2 separate regions of the Mus musculus genome follow, and region 2 is linked to region 1. Evidence: chromatin loops called from intact Hi-C (ENCODE). Cell type or tissue: left cerebral cortex. All regions are shown on one strand. Each heading gives the region's core, and the rest is flanking DNA. Links, peaks and the distances in the headings are about the cores only. Region 1 overlaps Ccnyl1 (cyclin Y-like 1). Region 2 holds the start of Mdh1b (malate dehydrogenase 1B, NAD (soluble)).

Region 1 (8,340 bases), core at 332-8,331:
GATTAGTGGCAAGATGTCTTATGAAGGGTTTTCTCTTGAAACTCGGAGTGTGTCCTGAAGAGGGCAGCAGAGCTGAGTAGAAGAAGTAGCTCATTTCCTAGGTTCGGTACAGAACTCTGTCTTAGTAGGAGTTTACACCCTGAACTGACAGACACAGAGGTTGATGTTTCTAGCCAGTAGTTTGCTGATTTGCAAAATGAACAGCAGCTAGAGGGCTAAAAAACGATCTAATTAAATGTTTTAATATTTTCAAATCAAGCCCACTGTACATTCATAATTAGAAACTGTATTGAGGACAATGGGAGGATCACTAGACAGCCTGCCAGCTAGTCTGTAGTTTGTTCCTACTTCATCTCTAGTGTTTGTTTTGTCAAAATTGACTTTTGTTACCATGTATATGCTCTGCTACTCCTTAATACAAGTTGTACTTCCTTAATTTAGAATCCATAATGTTCCAACATATGAAATCTGAAACTTTTTAAGTGTCAACCTAATACCAGAAGTAGAAAATTCCACACCTGACCTCATGAGGTAGCAGGCAAACAACAAAAACTGCATAAAATTACCTTTTACTTTTTGTGTGAATAAGAAATATAAAATGTTTGTCCTTAGACTTGGGTCCCATCCCCAGGAAATCCAACGATTTATGTAGTGTGTGTGTGTGTGTGTGTATGTGTGTGTGTGTGTAATAAGAATATTCCAAAACCCACTTTCTTCATTAAGGATTTCTATTGTTGTAATGACTAAAAGCAACTTGGGGAGAAAAGGATTTATTTGGCTTATACTTTGATATCACAGTCCGTCACCATGGAAGGAAGTCAGGAGGAATGATCAGCCATGGAGAAGTGCTGCCAACTGGCTTGTTCAGAATGTTCCTCTTTCTTATAGCAACCCTAAGACCAGCAGCCCAGAGGTGGCACCACCCACAGTGAACCAGGCCCTCCCTCAATCATGATGATTCTTGATCAAGCACCATTCAAGAAAATGAACCATAGGTGTGCCCATAGGGCAATCTGAGAGGGGCATTTTTTTTTCAACTGAGATTTCTTCCAAATGACTGTAACTTGTGTCAAGTTTACAAAAACACTAGCCAACACACCTACAATACTTTCTGTCCCAAGGAATTTTGATTTGGGATCCCCAGTCTATAATAGTAACTCTAAATGATATCTTCTTCCACTGGAATAAAAGCATTTCAATGAATCAGTTTCATTTTCATGTTTTGTTTATCTTTGGGTTTATAAAAGTATATACTTTAACACATAGGTAATGTAAAGTACATATATTAACTGAGTAGCTTAAACATCATAGCTTTAGATATAACTAAAACACTTCTATCTTGAAAAGATACTTAATGTTTCAGATAGCACCATCTGGGGCATTATGATAAAGAGCAAGAGGCTTTATAGTGAAACATCTGAAACAAACAGAAGGCTGTTCTGTCTACCATGTGCATGTTTCTGACTGTGGGCTTCTGGCAGTTTTTATATGCTCTGCTCTTCGAACCATGTCTTCTGCCTTCCCCTCTTACATGTGGTTCTAAAAAAAGGCTGATGGGCACAGTGACCGTGTGATGGAGAGGAAAGGAAGGCACATCTGAATTAGTGGTTTTCTTTAAGAATGCTAAGTTATTGGTATTTTGTTCTAAAGAGTGCTTCTGTTGATCTTTATTCAGTGACACTATTTGACCATGGACCTAATGGATCTTACCATACTTTAGACTGTTTGAGTATTTGATAATTGCTCTATTCCTGCATTCTTTGCAAATGAATGGATACTTCTAAAGTGTTTTAAAGATAGTTGAGAGGACTCAAAAAGTTAATGTCTTCTTTCTCTAGTACAGGTAATTCTTCACTATCTCCCAGATTATAGTTAGTTTCTCAGTACTAGAGTTGAATGGAGGGCCTCAAGCATACTAGTGAAGTTCTCTACCAATGAGCTACATCTCCAGTCTTGTTTTTAACTGTTCCATCTACCAAGTGAGGGTTTCTGACTGTGGGCTTCTGGCAATTTTTACATGCTCTGCCCTTTGAACCATGTCTTCTGCCTGCCCCTCTTACATGTGTTTATGAGTTTTAAAACTGTAATTATGTAATCTAATTACAGTTAAATTACACTGTAATATTTATTATTTTATATTATAATATTTTAACTGTAATAAATAATTCTTCAAATACTTGAACTCCATGAAGCTATTAAGATTGTGTGCTCAGCATTTCGAGGTAGGACCATTGAGAATTATTCTTCTGGAAAAGCAGGTTAGGAGAACCCAAAGAGAAACATTTTGCGGTGTGGTCGTTGGCAGAGATATGCTGGAAGGTAGATGGAGTCAGGGGATAGAGGGAGTAAGGCTCCCGTGGAGAGCACAATAGGAAGGTGTCTTGATAAATAACTTCAGAAACAAACAGAATGGCAGCACACTTAACACAGGAAATAAAGGTTAACTTCCCAAGTTGCTTTTGTCTTTTGTTTTCAGATGTGAAGAAATGTTAATGCTTAAGGGAACAGCCCAGAGAAACTTGGGGCCTCTGGCTTGTAGGCAACAGGCACACCAACTCTAGCCACTAAGATATTTATTATTCACCTTGTATTTCTTAGAGTAAGATGCTCTTATGCCAGTATTCAAGGCATTATGTTTTATTATAGTGACTGTATAGAAGTAGAAAGCTGCCATTTGTTTAAGAGAAAATACCGAAACCTTACTTAACAGTGTATAATGTTTATAAAGGAAGTTTGTAATAGGAACTTGGCAGGTTTGATTGGTAGGTACCATACTGAGGGCAGCCTTCTATAGCACATCTCTCCAATGTGATTTGTGGACATTCAAAGCCTGCTTGGTTCCCTGCAGGACCACACATGCTGCTGCACTCACTCCTGGACTGTAGAAGTAAATACCTTAATGCTTTATCATTTGACATTCTAACCAAGGAAAAAGAAAACACATTTTATAGGTTTAACTTACCGTGACATTCTCTTCTATTTCCCTTCCCCTTCAGGTATCTCCAGGGCAGCTTACTAAAAAGTATAGCTCATGCTCAACAATATTTCTAGATGACAGCACAGTCAGCCAGCCTAACCTTAGAACCACAATAAAATGGTGAGTACAACTAGGCTGCCAGCGCTGAGCAACAGACCCCTCTGCTAGAGCACCCGAGCCATGCCTGGTCGTTTCAGTCGTTTGATTGTCATGTTAAGACAAAGTTTAAGACATTGGGGTCAATTAGATACTGATTTTTAAGGGACTAAGTGTAAAATTTCAGTTTCCATTTTATCTTAGACTGCATGGTGGAAAGGAGAGCCAGTTAGCAAACAAGAAATCCCAGGGAAAATGTGCCTCTGTCAGGTGCATTTATGTTGTGAAAGCACTGATGAACGTGATAGATGTGTCCAGGTTGATCAGTTATAGGCCTAAAACAATGCTTACTGTTTCAGAAACTACTCTGAGTAGTTTGTCCTCTCCTGGCACCATAGTACAGGAGCAGCCCCGTGCATAGGTTACAGTCGGAGGTGAGTTCTCCTGCGACAGTGACAGGAGAAGAGCGCAGGGTTGGAGCTTCCCAGGGAACCCGATTCCTTGGTTTCTAACTATTGATTTTTTTATTTAACATAGTTTGGGAAATGTTTGATTTTAGAGTGCTAATGCTTTTAATCCCTAATTTTACTCCTCAGTCTAAAACTCATAATGAGCTTATAATTCTAATTTTGTTTCTAATATCCTAGCTTTAGAAAAAACTGGCCAATTATCAGTAATTTCTTCATTTAAAATCTGCAAGTTCTCATGTGTTGTAGTTTATCTTTCCTTTCACACTTAAAACAACAGTTGAGATTAAATTGTGTTTCAGCAAAAACTGAGCCCCACCTCTGCGGGTCTTGAGTTAATCATCTGTTCAATAATTCCTGGGTGTGGGTTTTTAGGAAAGCCTCAATCTGTGAGACTAAAAAGATAACGGAAGTTTCATTAGAGTCCTCAGATCATTTTGAACTCAAATAATTCTGATGTTCCTATATGCAATTTGTATATTTTTAAAGAGTAACTTTGGTCACACCAATAGTTTTCATCCCCTTCTCCCAATTCCAATGTAGTCTAACTTTTAGGAATCTACTTTTGAAAGTACAGTTTTTAATTTGTTTTCTTTAATTATATTTTAAAAGTCAGTAAATTTACTTGGTGAAGTAAACATTTACCAAAAAGATTAAAGCAAATTTTGAAAAATGTTTATCATAGGCAACAACGCATGATTTTCGAGGAAATTAAAAAACTGTTTTAGCCGGGCAGTGATGGCGCATGCCTTTAATCTCAGAACTTGGGAGGCAGAAGCAGGCGGATTTCTGAGTTTGAGGCCAGCCTGGTCTACAGAGTGAGTTCCAGGTCAGCCAGGGCTACACAGAAACCCTGTATCAAAAAACAAAACAAAACAAACAAAAACAATAACAAAAAAAACTGTTTTGACTCATACAACTTTTTTCAGTATACATGCCTGCATGTGAACATGGTGGCTCATATCTGCATTCCCAGCAATTGGGAGGCTGAGGTGGCAAGATCCAGGAGTTTCAAATCATCCTCAGCTACATAGCAAGTTAGGGGCCAACCTCAGCTACATGAGACTTTGTTTCTAAGACAAGAGAAATATGGCCTGGAGAGATGCCTCGTTGGTTAAGAGCATTGTCTGCTTAAAACCATCTATACTGGGATCTGATGCCCTCTTCTGGCATGCAGGTGTACCTGCAGATAGAATTCTCATACATAAAATAAATGAAAAAACCCGTGTCTGTGAGCACATGCATTTTTTCAGTTTTGCCTTCCTTTCAATTCATAGATAAGTTCAGATGACTTTAAGAAAGGAGATGGGAGTGAGGCATTAATGCCATTGGCAGAAAGTGGCTGAGCAAGTCCTTTGATCTTCCTTAACCCCTTCCCAGCCTTTTCAGCACAGTGGAGTCACCCTGGGAACTTGTTACCTTAGACTTAAACCAATGCCAGTTTATCAGAATGCCTTGAGCTAATCTTATATCAGGGTGACTTTGGTGTGAGGCAAAGTTTAGGAGCCACTGCTTAATGAAAATAAAGAACTGTGCCTGCCCACCTGGTGTGGGACCTTAGATTCATGAGTTTTAAACATTGGTCCCCTCCCTTTTCTATAAAAGTGGTTGTTGGGTGAACTGTTGTGTAAGTCTTAGTGTCCTTTTCAGAACCAATTTTTTTTGTGTGTGATTTTAAAAATCAGTCTGAGGGTAAAACTGAAGCACTGTAGAAGTATCCATCTTTTATGCCAATAATGTTACAAAGTTCAAATTTTTAAATTTATATCCAACTACTTCTAAAATTCAGATTTGCCTTCCCTCAAACATTTTCACTTTACATTTTAGATGGTATGGGCAGATGGCAAATAGAACCCTTTGTTCCCTAGTTTACATCATCTGTGGCAAACTTAGGAGTAAAGTAATATAGTGTCTAAAGGGTCGTGTCTACTTACTAATATTTCACTTAAACTAATTCGGAATACCTGCCATTAATACTATACCTTGTGCTATACTGAAAGCACTACTTACTTCAGGGTAGCTAGTCTTATCAGCAGATTTGTGGGCACTCATTCATATTTACTAAGTTTGCTACTAATAATCATACAGAAGTGATTTTAAATGCTTTTATTCAATATGCAGAACTTTTCATTACTTACTTTAGGGAGCTAATGGTCTGTGGTGTTAAATGGATATCATCTGCAATCTGAGACCTAATCCGAAATTCCTACTGTTTAAAGTTTAAACATATGTACAAATACTGCAACTTGCACAGAACAAAAGATTCTATAGGTAGAAGGGCAAATGATAGGAGGGATAGATAAGCATTTTTACATGGCCATAGTCAACAGAAATCATATGTCTTCTAAAATCATGTTGTCTAGTTGTGTAAGAAATCAGAGCACTGTAAGTAGAATGGTACTGTTCTAACTGCAGGACATCAGGGCTTCCCGGGAAGTCAGCCCTGCTTGAAAATGAGAAAACAAATTGCTTCAAATATTTTTTTTCCTTTCACAGTGTGACCTTAGCAATATATTACCACATAAAGAACAGGTGAGCATGTTAAATCCAACTTCCTATCCCAGCTGATTACCTTGCTGATACCAAATAGTATGCTATAGCATGCCTTTATTACAGTCCTGAAATGAATCTTTATTATAATAGAGTTCCTTGTTTGAAGATTCTAAACTTGCTGGTTTATATATATTAAAATGTAAAAATATACATTGAAACCAGCACATAATTTTTCAAACTTGATCCTAATAATTTAACTAATTTCTTGTTGTGGTATCTCCTGCATGCATTATAGATTGTTTAACAGTGTCACAATTGTCTGTTCCCATTGTGACAGTAAAAAAATCACAGCAAAGAGCCATCTTGTTAGCATAATTTTTTCAAATGACTTTCCTACGTAAAATTGAGAGAAAATATTTCATTTGCATATCTATAAATTTTAATGTAGGTCTTGGTAGAAAGACAAATAGATTTCCTTGTTTCTCTGTCTTTCTTTCAGTTTGTTTTAAAGAACCAAGAAACCAGTTCTCACACATATACATTTGACGGAAAGTTATTTTTAAAGCGTTCAGATTTTTTGATGCTCTACAGCACTACACTAAGGGTGTCTCATTGTAATAGAGTTTTGTATCTCTCCGTGAACTCTTAAACACTGTACTCATTGTATAAATGTGCAAATGTTTAATAAGTGTATCTTTTACTAGTGCATAGTTGGATGATGTATCCTGGTCATATGGAGAATAATGAGTCACCCTTATTATAATGTTAGCAGAAAGTGTGAGCACGGAGAAGCTGTAAGACACATAGCAGAAGGCACAAGGTCCCAAGCTTGGCTTTTACAGAGCTTGACAGCTTGAATTTTATCATGACAAATTATGTTTTCCTCAAAGTGACAAGTTACTACATTCAATTTTGAGAGTATTTGTAGTTACACATGAAAGTGATATTCTGTAATAAGGGGCTGGTTGAGTTCACAAGTAAATCACATTCAGAATATTAAAAAAGAAAGGTCAGGATTTAGTGACATTAGTTATCCTGTTTCATCAAAGACGTAAGCAGGCTCAGGAAACAAGTGCAGTGCAGTTGTGGGGGGGGGGGGGCGGCTGGCACAGCCGGGACCATGCCAGGATCAGCTCGTTCACACTCGCTCACAGTCGGCAGGCATAAGAAGCAGGCAATGCTTCATGTATATGATGAACGGTTTTGGAGGCCGTGTGCCTCCGGCTCAGGGACTCTCCTGAGTCCACGACCTCAGAGAAGCAGTGCTTAAATGAGTGCACTTTATTTGTTTGATGAACTTTTACACACACACCATTGTGTGTTTTAAAAAAGGGGGGCAGCGACGTTTTAATTAATACTCTTTATAAGAAGCAAGTGTATATCTTAAACATATAACAATCAGAGAATTAAAGAAAGGCAGAAACTTGTGAAATTTAAATGTTGTTCACATTGATCAAAGTTCTAAGTTCTTCATGTCCACTGCTGCCTTTATGAGGAGGAAGGATAACGTGCTTATCGGCACTGCTAAGCGTGTCAGTGCTTCGCAAGCACTCATAGCAAAGGTGCCGCAGCGCTGGCTAAACCCAGGAAGAACCGCTTGCCTTGTTAAAGGTTGGCCTCCCCCGTCGGCCTCACCCTACATCTAGCAGTTGTTAACTAAGACACTACTAACGTCCTGTATTGTTACATTTTACAGAGATGCAAATAGATCCCTGGACATTTTTGATGAGCGGTCACATCCTCTCACAGTAAGTATCTGTTTGCTTTTCTTAAAATTATATTTTTCTTTCCTAGAATTGTGTTTTGTTTCTGTCTGCGTGTTATGTAGCTGATTACTGTGAGAAAATTAGTCCCTCTAGCTTGAGTTAGGAGTGTGCCGTGGCTATGATAAAGTAACAATTGCCTTGATGCTTTGCTTAAGTAGTGAGCCAAGGGAAATAAGTGTATTGTCTTAAATAATAGAAAATTCAGCTTTTCAAAAGATAATCTTTAAGTAACATCAAGCAATATAAATATCTGTAAACAAATTCAACAAATATGTTTTAAAAAAAGGGAAATAAGGAAACTTTAAATTAGTTAAAATGGGTCTATCTGTAATTTCAGTACCTTGAAGGCTGACTAGTGATTTGAAAGACAGTCTACCTATTAAGAGCAACCTAGTATTAAGAGCAACCTAGTAATAAGAGCAACCTAGTAATAAGAGCAACCTAGTAAGGCCCTAACTTGAAAACAACCAGTCAGTCGAACCTGTAAAAATTTAAGAAGTCACTTCACCAGACATATGCTGGCCAGTCTTGATACTTGACA
Region 2 (8,340 bases), core at 110-8,109, 980 kb before region 1:
AATACAATGAGTACTTTTTTTTTTAATCCTTTTTTCTTTATCCCTGGTAGCATTTATCATGGTTTCCCATTTCCAGTACAGTAAATTCTGGATGCATCTCTATGGTGGGATACTCTGAAGGCTTCCATTGTACATCTCTGGCTAGCATTTTCTGTACTTTATACGTTTTTGTTCCCTCATCTATTCATTAGATTGTATTGCTCTGCAAGGCACATAATTTCATACCTTATCTGTGTGTATTCCTGGCCAAGCTCCTTGGTTTCAAGGGGCAGTCTGTGTTCCTAGCTCAGGTACGTCTTATCTAGATGCCTATACTTTCCTGTGTTCTATCATCTCTTTCTGAATGTATCACGGACACTCAGCAGGATAAGCTGGATTCTATTCTGAAATGACTAAGGTACTGCCATCTTGTTCGTCTCCACTTTGGGTTTGCTTAAATGATTTGCCCCTTTCCCACAATGATTGTGTCTCTCTTGGCAACCCATTTGAGATTTCCATGGCCTTGACCACAGTCCAGATGTTTTAACCAAAATAACTAAACTAAAATGACTAAAGAAAATATAAGTTAAAAATAATTGTCATGTTATGTCTGAAATAATTAACAATGGCTCTGCCAGCAATGAATGTTTCAAGGGTATGCTGATTCTCATCTAATTTTGATGTAAATCACACTATGGCTTTTGCCTTTAAAAACACCGAACCCCTGCTCTTGGGCACCAAGAGACGTTCAGAGGCAAAATCCCACTCTTGGTCTAGCCATTAATAAAAAGACTGAAAACTTTAATCAGCTTAATCACTGTGGTTGCCAATAACTATCTCATGCGGATCATTTTTATTTTATGTCTTCTACCAAAAAATGTAGGAGATTCTTGCATCTCCTATAGTAGTTAGATTTATCTCCTCACTTAAGAATATTGAGATTAGACAGGTGTAGTGGTGCATAGCTTTAATTCTAGCACTCAGGAGGAAGAGACAGATCCTATGAATTTGGGCCCAGCCTGGTCTACATAGCCAGGTTCAAATCAGCTAGGGGACATAGTGAGACTTTGTTAGAGAGAGAGAGAGAGAGAGAGAGAGAGAGAGAGAGAGAATACTGTGAGATGTAGATTATTAAACATATTCTTCTGATAAAAGTTCTTTAAATGAGTCCAAGTCTACCCAGTTACCCATAAGCTTAGGTGTGTAACTTCTCCTTTATTTCTCATAGTCATTCAGTGAATTACACATCTTCTCCAACATATTTCATCTTTCAGATCATTCCTCAGTCTATTTGCTTTTCTCCCCACAAAGCAGCTCTTTTTGCATGATATAGCTCCAGCCTTCTAACCAGCCTCTTGTTGTATCCATAACTCTCAGGGAAGATACAGATTTAATGGCCTTATCCCTTTATAAATAACCTTCTAGGTAGTTTTGCTAAAGTCTCACATACTGAATGTGGCTCAGAAGAATCCGAATCATCTCATTTGTCCTCAGCCTAGGATGCTTACATCCTTTCTTCCCTTACATCCTTTCTTCCAGCCCAGTTAAACTCATTTCAAATGTATGCTTACCAACCACTCTCAATTATCGTCAAATGTGGCCAAGATCTTTAGCAAGACCTAGATACTGGGACCGTGGCTTCATGCTTCCCCAGCAACTGCACCATCAAGGGCAGCTCAGGCTCTTTCAGAAGAGCTAGGGGTTCAAAGATACTACCTGAGTGCTCTGCGTTTCCATTCACAACCATATATGATCTTTATACTCACACTCCAGCTCTACTCCCTATTATCCACAGTAAATTTTTCTGCTTCTTCCCGAGTCTTCTCTGCTTGGTAACTGTAGTTGTTCAGGCATCTATTTAATCACTTTTCCCTCTGGGAAGCCCTTGGCTAGGTAGACCCTATACCACTGTCTTAGGGTTTTACTGCTGTGAACATACACTATGAGCAAGGCAAGTCTTATAAAAACAACACTTAATTGGGGCTGGCTTACAGGTTCAAAGGTTCAGTCCATTATCATCAAGGTGGGAACATGGCAGTATCCAAGCAGACATGGTACAGGCATAGCTGAGAGTTCTACATCTTCATCCAAAGGCTGCTAGTGGAAGACTGACTCCTAGGCAACTAGGGTGAGGATCTTAAGCCCATACCCACAGTGGCACACCTACTCCAATCAGGTCACACCTCCAGATGGTGCCACTCCCTGGCTCAAGAATATACAAACCATCACAACCACTGTTTCCTCCAGAACACTGACCTGTTACTGTTATATACAAAGTGTCCTGAAAGTTTTTACTGTATGTATTCCCACCATCCCGTTTTCTAGTGCTAAAAAAAAAAATATTTATCTGAATGTATAGTGAAGCAAAAGATGTACTTCCAAAGGGATGGTAAATTCCAATTGTGTAATAAAGAAGTGATTGTGGCCAAAATAGTTTGTATAGGAAGGCCAAAGGAGAAGCCAGACTGAGTGGAAGGAAGGATAGAACAGTAGGGAGCTCTTTTAAGATACTTGGTGAAAGAAGTGGGAGTGGGTGGGTGGGGGACTTTTGGGATAGCATTAGAAATGTAAATGAAATAAATACCTAATAAAAAATAATAATAAAAAGGAAAAAAAAGATACTTGGTGAAAGAAGAGGAAGCAGATACAGTCAACAGCCTGTTCCAGTAAGTAGTGGTGTTGCTTCCAGCTGTCAAGATGGTCTACATTAAAAATGTAGACGAATTGACACTTTGACATTATTTTTACCTAAATTCGTTAAATTTTGTTCAAGATTTAGTACAAACTTTTGTTGTTGTTGTTGTTTAAACTAAATATCTAGTTTATATTTTGTAATTCTAACCCAGGCCCTGCGACATTCCCACATCCAGGTCCTCCATTAGACTACAGATCTTCTAGCTCTTTGCCTTTATCTGGAGGTTGGTTTCTTTAATAGCTTAGTTATTTCCTTCTCTCCATCCATTCCTTATGCTCCTTTTCCCGCCAACCCCGCCGAGGCCTGTGCAGTTGTCCATCATTACATTAGTCACAGCAGATCAGAGGAATTCCTTATACGTTTTGTACCCCTTATACGTTTTGTGGGAATTAAAACTGGCCAAGGGCAGAGGTGGGAATTTTCCCCAACGTGTCCCCATTGCTCATCTGACTTTGACACATTGCCACTGTGTATCAAGCGTCTTTAAATGAATGCCTAGAAAGCCTGAGATGATCCTTCTAAAGGATGGGGCTGAAGAACAGAAGCCAGTTAACAAGGCTGACCACCCATGGGAAGAGATCTGTGGGCTTACTAGAGAAGCACTCACCCGCGATCACAAATTTGGCCATGATTTCTAGCAAGACCTAGAAACTGGGACCGTGGCGTCACGGTTTCCTGGCAACCGCGGCGGGTACTAAAACTGGCGCAGGCGCGTTCAAAAGAGGCTGCACCGCCAGGGGCTAAAAGTTCAAAGTCACTATTTGAATGTTTTGAGTTTCCATAAACAACAATAGATGAACTTTATAAGCTCCGTGTTTTCCTAAGGCTCTCGCTTCTATCTTTTCATCAGAGAATAGAAACTATTCTTTCTGGAAGGTTTTCCTCCCTATTTGCACATGGCCTCCGCGGTCGCTGAGAACCGATGCTTTTTGACTTATAAAAGAATCCGTAATACGTCACCAGACGCGCCGCTTGAGGAGGAACTGTCATGGCTGCGCCTATGTGTAGTCACGGGGTTCTGTTCGAAGGTGAGTGGATGGCAAGCAGAAGCGGAATCGCGGGCCGGATCGTACTTGTCTTTTTACCTAGGGGAGAAAAGTTTGGGAAGTGGCCTGGGTCTTAAGTTTAGGGCAGTGCTGGGCGGCCCATTTGCGGAAAGACACCGACTCCGGTTCCGGGATCTTGATGAACCTGGCTGATTGTAGATTCTCAGGCGGGAAGGACATCGCTTTTTTTCTTTAATTCCGTCCCTAACCAAGACCGACCTGTCCGAGTACGTTTTCTTAACAGTTCGCTTTTGGCCAATGCAAGATGATCTGAAGTGTCCATCAATGATACAGTTTTCAGTGAAGGCCTCCAAAGTAGTGTTAACAAAGTTCTCCTTAGCCGATATTGAACACCTACACAAGACATTCTTATCTATCTTTCTGTCTGTCTTATCTATCTTTCTAGCTGTCTATTTCTATCTCTCAGTTTACCTACCTATCTATGCTACTTTATCCACATTTATTGATTGACTGATTGAAACTACTTTATCCACAACTGCTAAAGTGATTGACCTGGGTACTTTTACAAAGATGAAATAAACGTGGAGGAAGCATACCGAGGACATGTTCCATTTTAATATAAAACTCTAGCGGCTCGTCGGTGCCCATGCAAGCCCCTGTTAGATGCATTTCCCTTATTTAAGCAACAGTTTTTAACCATTATTTCTTTTATTTACCTATCCTCTACAGGACAGTCCACAGCATGTGCTCTTTTTTAGAAAGACGGCAACTTGCGTTGCATCTTGGGTATTTGAAAGTGTGCCAATAGATAGCAGAATGAATAGCAAAGCACGTTCCTTGTTATGGACCATCCGACGATTCAGTACGTTACTTCCAAGAAGCAGAGCTTTGAGGATAGATCCATTGGGAACTTGCAGACCAGAGGTTATTCATTCAAAATGGAACCCAAGAAACCATCGGCTAAATGTTTTTGATGAGGGATTGCAACCATCTGTTAGATACCTCTTTCAGGATATATTTATTTCTAAATCAGTAGATGGTTGTATTCAAACTAAAGGCATAAGCCATTCAGCCGTTTTTAAACCTGATAGGCTGCTTTGTCCTAGAAGACTGTCCTTTGATGCAAAACATTCTTTTGTCTCTGATGGGACATCTGATCATGATTTAAAGAAAATAAACTTTCATCATACCTCCAGTGAAGATGTGTTCACCAAGAAAGTAAGACCAACCCCTGTGAATTATAAAAAGCTAGCCCAGGAGTGTAACTCTCTGAGTGATGTGCTGGACACATTTTCAAAAGCACCTACATTTCCTGGTAGTAACTATTTCTTAGCAATGTGGATAATTGCCAAAAGGATATCTGAAGACAAGAGGCGCTTTGAGAGACAGCTGATGTTCAGTCACCCTGCCTTTAACCAGCTGTGTGAGCAGATGATGAGAGAAGCCAAGATTATGCACTATGACCACCTCTTGTTCAGCCTTAATGCTATAGTGAAGCTGGGAATCCCTCAGAACACTCTTATGGTACAGACTTTGCTGAGGACGATTCAGGTAAGTCCAAAGAGACTTAAGTGTGGCTGTACTGCGTTTAACATGGTTTGAAGGAGCTCAGGGGATGTAGGTGTGTATAGCTTCCTTAAAAGACTATCAGCAGAATGTATGTTTTAATGGCTAGGAGATCTTAAGTTAGATCATTTCTTTTGCTTTGGAAATTTGTGAAAACCTGCCCCACCGACCTTCTCTAGGGTTAAGTGGAAATGAAGAGAGATGCAGAGAAAGGTTGAGTAGTTGAAGGGAGAATGGATGGGAGGTAAACTAGCGGATTTTTTGTTTGTTTGTTTTTTTACATAACCTTAATCCTATTAGTAGAATTAAGACTAGGAAACAGATTTAATGGTTAACAGCTAGTGGATTCCTTTATTTATATACTGATTATATATTGGATGTCAACCATGTACAAGGTACCACATTTACCAGTTGTTATAAAAGATGTAACACATATTTTCTTATAATCATGACCCCTACAATCTAAACTGGAAGATGTATTTGTAGGCAGTTACAGGAGTGGTGGCCACATTCCATTAATGACTCATGCTATGTTGAGGGCACTGTGCTGAATACTCAAGAGTGCAGCTATCAAAGCACACATAGATCTCTCAGTGCAATGAGTGAGTGAATATAGGGTCTTATGAGAGTGTGTAATGGGATTTCCAACCTAGTTTTGGTCTTCAAAACGTGGAGATAAGATATTGAGAAAGACACTAAAGTCAGTGTCCAAGAAGCAGCTGGTGTTTTGTGAGGATTAATTATGAAGGGGTTGGTGTCTGCAGCAGACATTACATGGCTGACATTCAATGGAAAAGGTGGCTAGCTCAGGGAGCTGAAATAGGTTGGTGCATCTGAAGTAAACAAAGCTGGTGACATGGGGGCTGGTGGGAGAGTGTTAGAATTGGGTTGACTTAGAAAGTAGTTGTATATATGCTGAGGGACAAGGAGTTAAGCCTTGAAAAGGTAGTAGCAAAATCATTAAAACTAATGTTTATGCCCATGGAGTTTGTATTTGCCCAGTATGCACAATAGTCCATTGGAGAATTTTAAGACAGAGATTGACATACTCAAGTTTGCATTTTCAGTTTCAGACAGAAGTGTCAGAATCTTGTTTGATGTCACTTATATATGGCACCAGATGTGAAGAAGTAATCATTTACTTTTTAAGATTGGCCATGTGACTCTTAAACTCAATAATTAAGTATCTTACAATACATTAATTTCCTGGAGATAATCTGTGATACTTTGTTTCACTAGAATTCATGAATTGAGTTGTAGGTATATAACTTTTTAATTCTTTATGTAAACTTGATTCATATGTCCTCAAGCAAGAACTTTTAAATTTTGTGGTTTTGAAAGCCATAGAATAGCTGTTTGTTTGATAGGCACAGTATTCTTTTCTAATGTGGCAGTTTAGAAATTGTTTGGATCGACTTTCCACTGACAGTGATGCAGTTCTGTGTTAGGCTTTGGACAGGCATTCACATCTGTGTAGCATCCTCACTGGGAGCATAGTTGGAGTTAGAAAATCTGCATGTGGTTGTGCTTTGGTAATGTGTGTGGGTGTTGTAAAGACATTTAGCCAGCGGTGAAAGGATGGTGTGCTGTCAGTGGATTTGAGTCAACTAGCCTGACCTTTCACAGCAGATGTTATGGGGTGCACATAGATAATATATATGTATATATGTATATTATAAATGTTAAAAATGTATAAATATAATGGGAGATCTATCTATCTAATCTAGCTATCTGTCTTTCTTTCTAAGGAAACTCTTATCGGAATGATACCATTCTCCCAGTCCTTAAACCATTATTATATCATTTAGTTCTGACTCGAAGCTTTATAAGTAGTGTTAAGTTGTACTACTTTAGCCAAGAGCAAAAAGGCTTCCTCGAATCTGGTCTTACTCTTAAGTGATGGGTTGTGGTTGAGTTGGAGAGAAGCTCTATCATTACTCTTCTCTTTCCAGAATGCCACAGCCTGTTCTGGAATAAACTAGTGCCCTAACTAAGACCCAGAGAGTGGTAGTAAACTGCAGTGGGTCATGTGAATAAGACAATCCACAGGTCAGTTGTAGCATGATGCTCAGGAAAGGCTATGTGGAAATTGTAAGGACAGAGTCTTCTAGGGTTCATTTAGGAGAGTGATTGACCTACATACTTTAGTAGCTTTTCTGTTATTCTACCATGCTGTCCTCATGGTGGTTTGAGTGCCCATGAAGGGGTAAAAATGATTTTTAATGCAAGGTATTTCACAATCAAAAGAATAGAATCAATATCAAATTGATTTCCAATGATGCTTAAGAAAGTGTTGGTGTATAAAGGATTATATGTCAGTTATTTGGAAAAGTCATTGAATGACATATCTTATTTCCCAGAATAGATGTTTATTGTGGAGTTTGTGAACTACTGCTCTGGTACTCAGTCCTTTGAAAGTATGAGTTCAGAGGTTTTGCTTTAGAAACTAATATACATGCCATCACCTTGCTTTATTTGTAATTATATTTTAATAGGAGCGCATCAATGAGTGTGATGAGAGATGTCTTTCAATTTTGTCAACCGCTTTAGTGTCAATGGAGCCATGCATGAATGTGAATGCGCTTCGAGCAGGGTTGCGGTAAGAACCTTAGGCTTTCTTCACATGGTTTTCTCTGTGGCCCTGATATGGGGAATTAAAAGAACTGATGAAAGTTGAATTCTTGTTTTTGGGAGGCACCAGTAAGGTACACATTGGTAGTAGTTAATACTTTGTTAAACTTAAAATTCTAATTATGAATGATATAAAGCTGAGGATAATACTTTTTCCAATTTATAAAACGTTGTGGGTGCTTTTGAAATTAGTCTTTCTTAGACTCTAGTACTGATGTAAGGTCGGGAGAACTGACGTGCATACTCAGTTGAGAAGAGTTTCTTGGGTACTATGGGGATTGCATTACACTGGCTTATTTTAAGAAGATATAAAATTGATACAACTAATGTCATGTCACAGGTTAGTGAGAGTTATGAGGATACATTTAATCTAATGTGATTTGTTCATTAGTAAAGACAGTACAATAATGTAAGTGAAAAGTATACTAGAATGATTTAGATCCTTCTTAGGTGCTTACACCA

The links. Hi-C counts contacts between places; a loop is a spot of excess contacts. Peaks named below come from ENCODE experiments on the same cell type or tissue, not always from the same donor. Only the 100,000 strongest peaks of a DNase experiment are listed, where the experiment ranks them.
Region 2: it touches region 1 in a loop (2.1-fold over the local background); 5 of 42 quality-filtered maps call a loop at or near these places.

Annotation. Positions count from the first base shown.
Region 1 is chr1:64,705,382-64,713,721 of GRCm38, forward strand. It overlaps Ccnyl1 (cyclin Y-like 1), which reads left to right. Exons shown (of 10, transcript NM_001097644.1): 4 at 2,997-3,097; 5 at 6,037-6,072; 6 at 7,730-7,781. Among named protein-coding and RNA genes, the nearest start is that of Ccnyl1, 18 kb to the left of the region's middle. In left cerebral cortex, for the core only: a CTCF peak has its summit at 4,713 (motif pointing left); a DNase peak (open chromatin) is centred at 4,685.
Region 2 is chr1:63,726,990-63,735,329 of GRCm38, forward strand. Mdh1b (malate dehydrogenase 1B, NAD (soluble)) reads right to left here and starts at 3,329. Exons shown (of 11, transcript NM_029696.4): 1 at 3,282-3,329. The coding sequence starts at 3,303. It overlaps Fastkd2 (FAST kinase domains 2), which reads left to right and starts at 3,636. Exons shown (of 12, transcript NM_172422.3): 1 at 3,636-3,702; 2 at 4,411-5,232; 3 at 7,743-7,846. The coding sequence starts at 4,498. In left cerebral cortex, for the core only: a CTCF peak has its summit at 3,427; DNase peaks (open chromatin) are centred at 3,383 and 3,610; H3K4me3 peaks cover 1,600 bases; H3K27ac peaks cover 811 bases.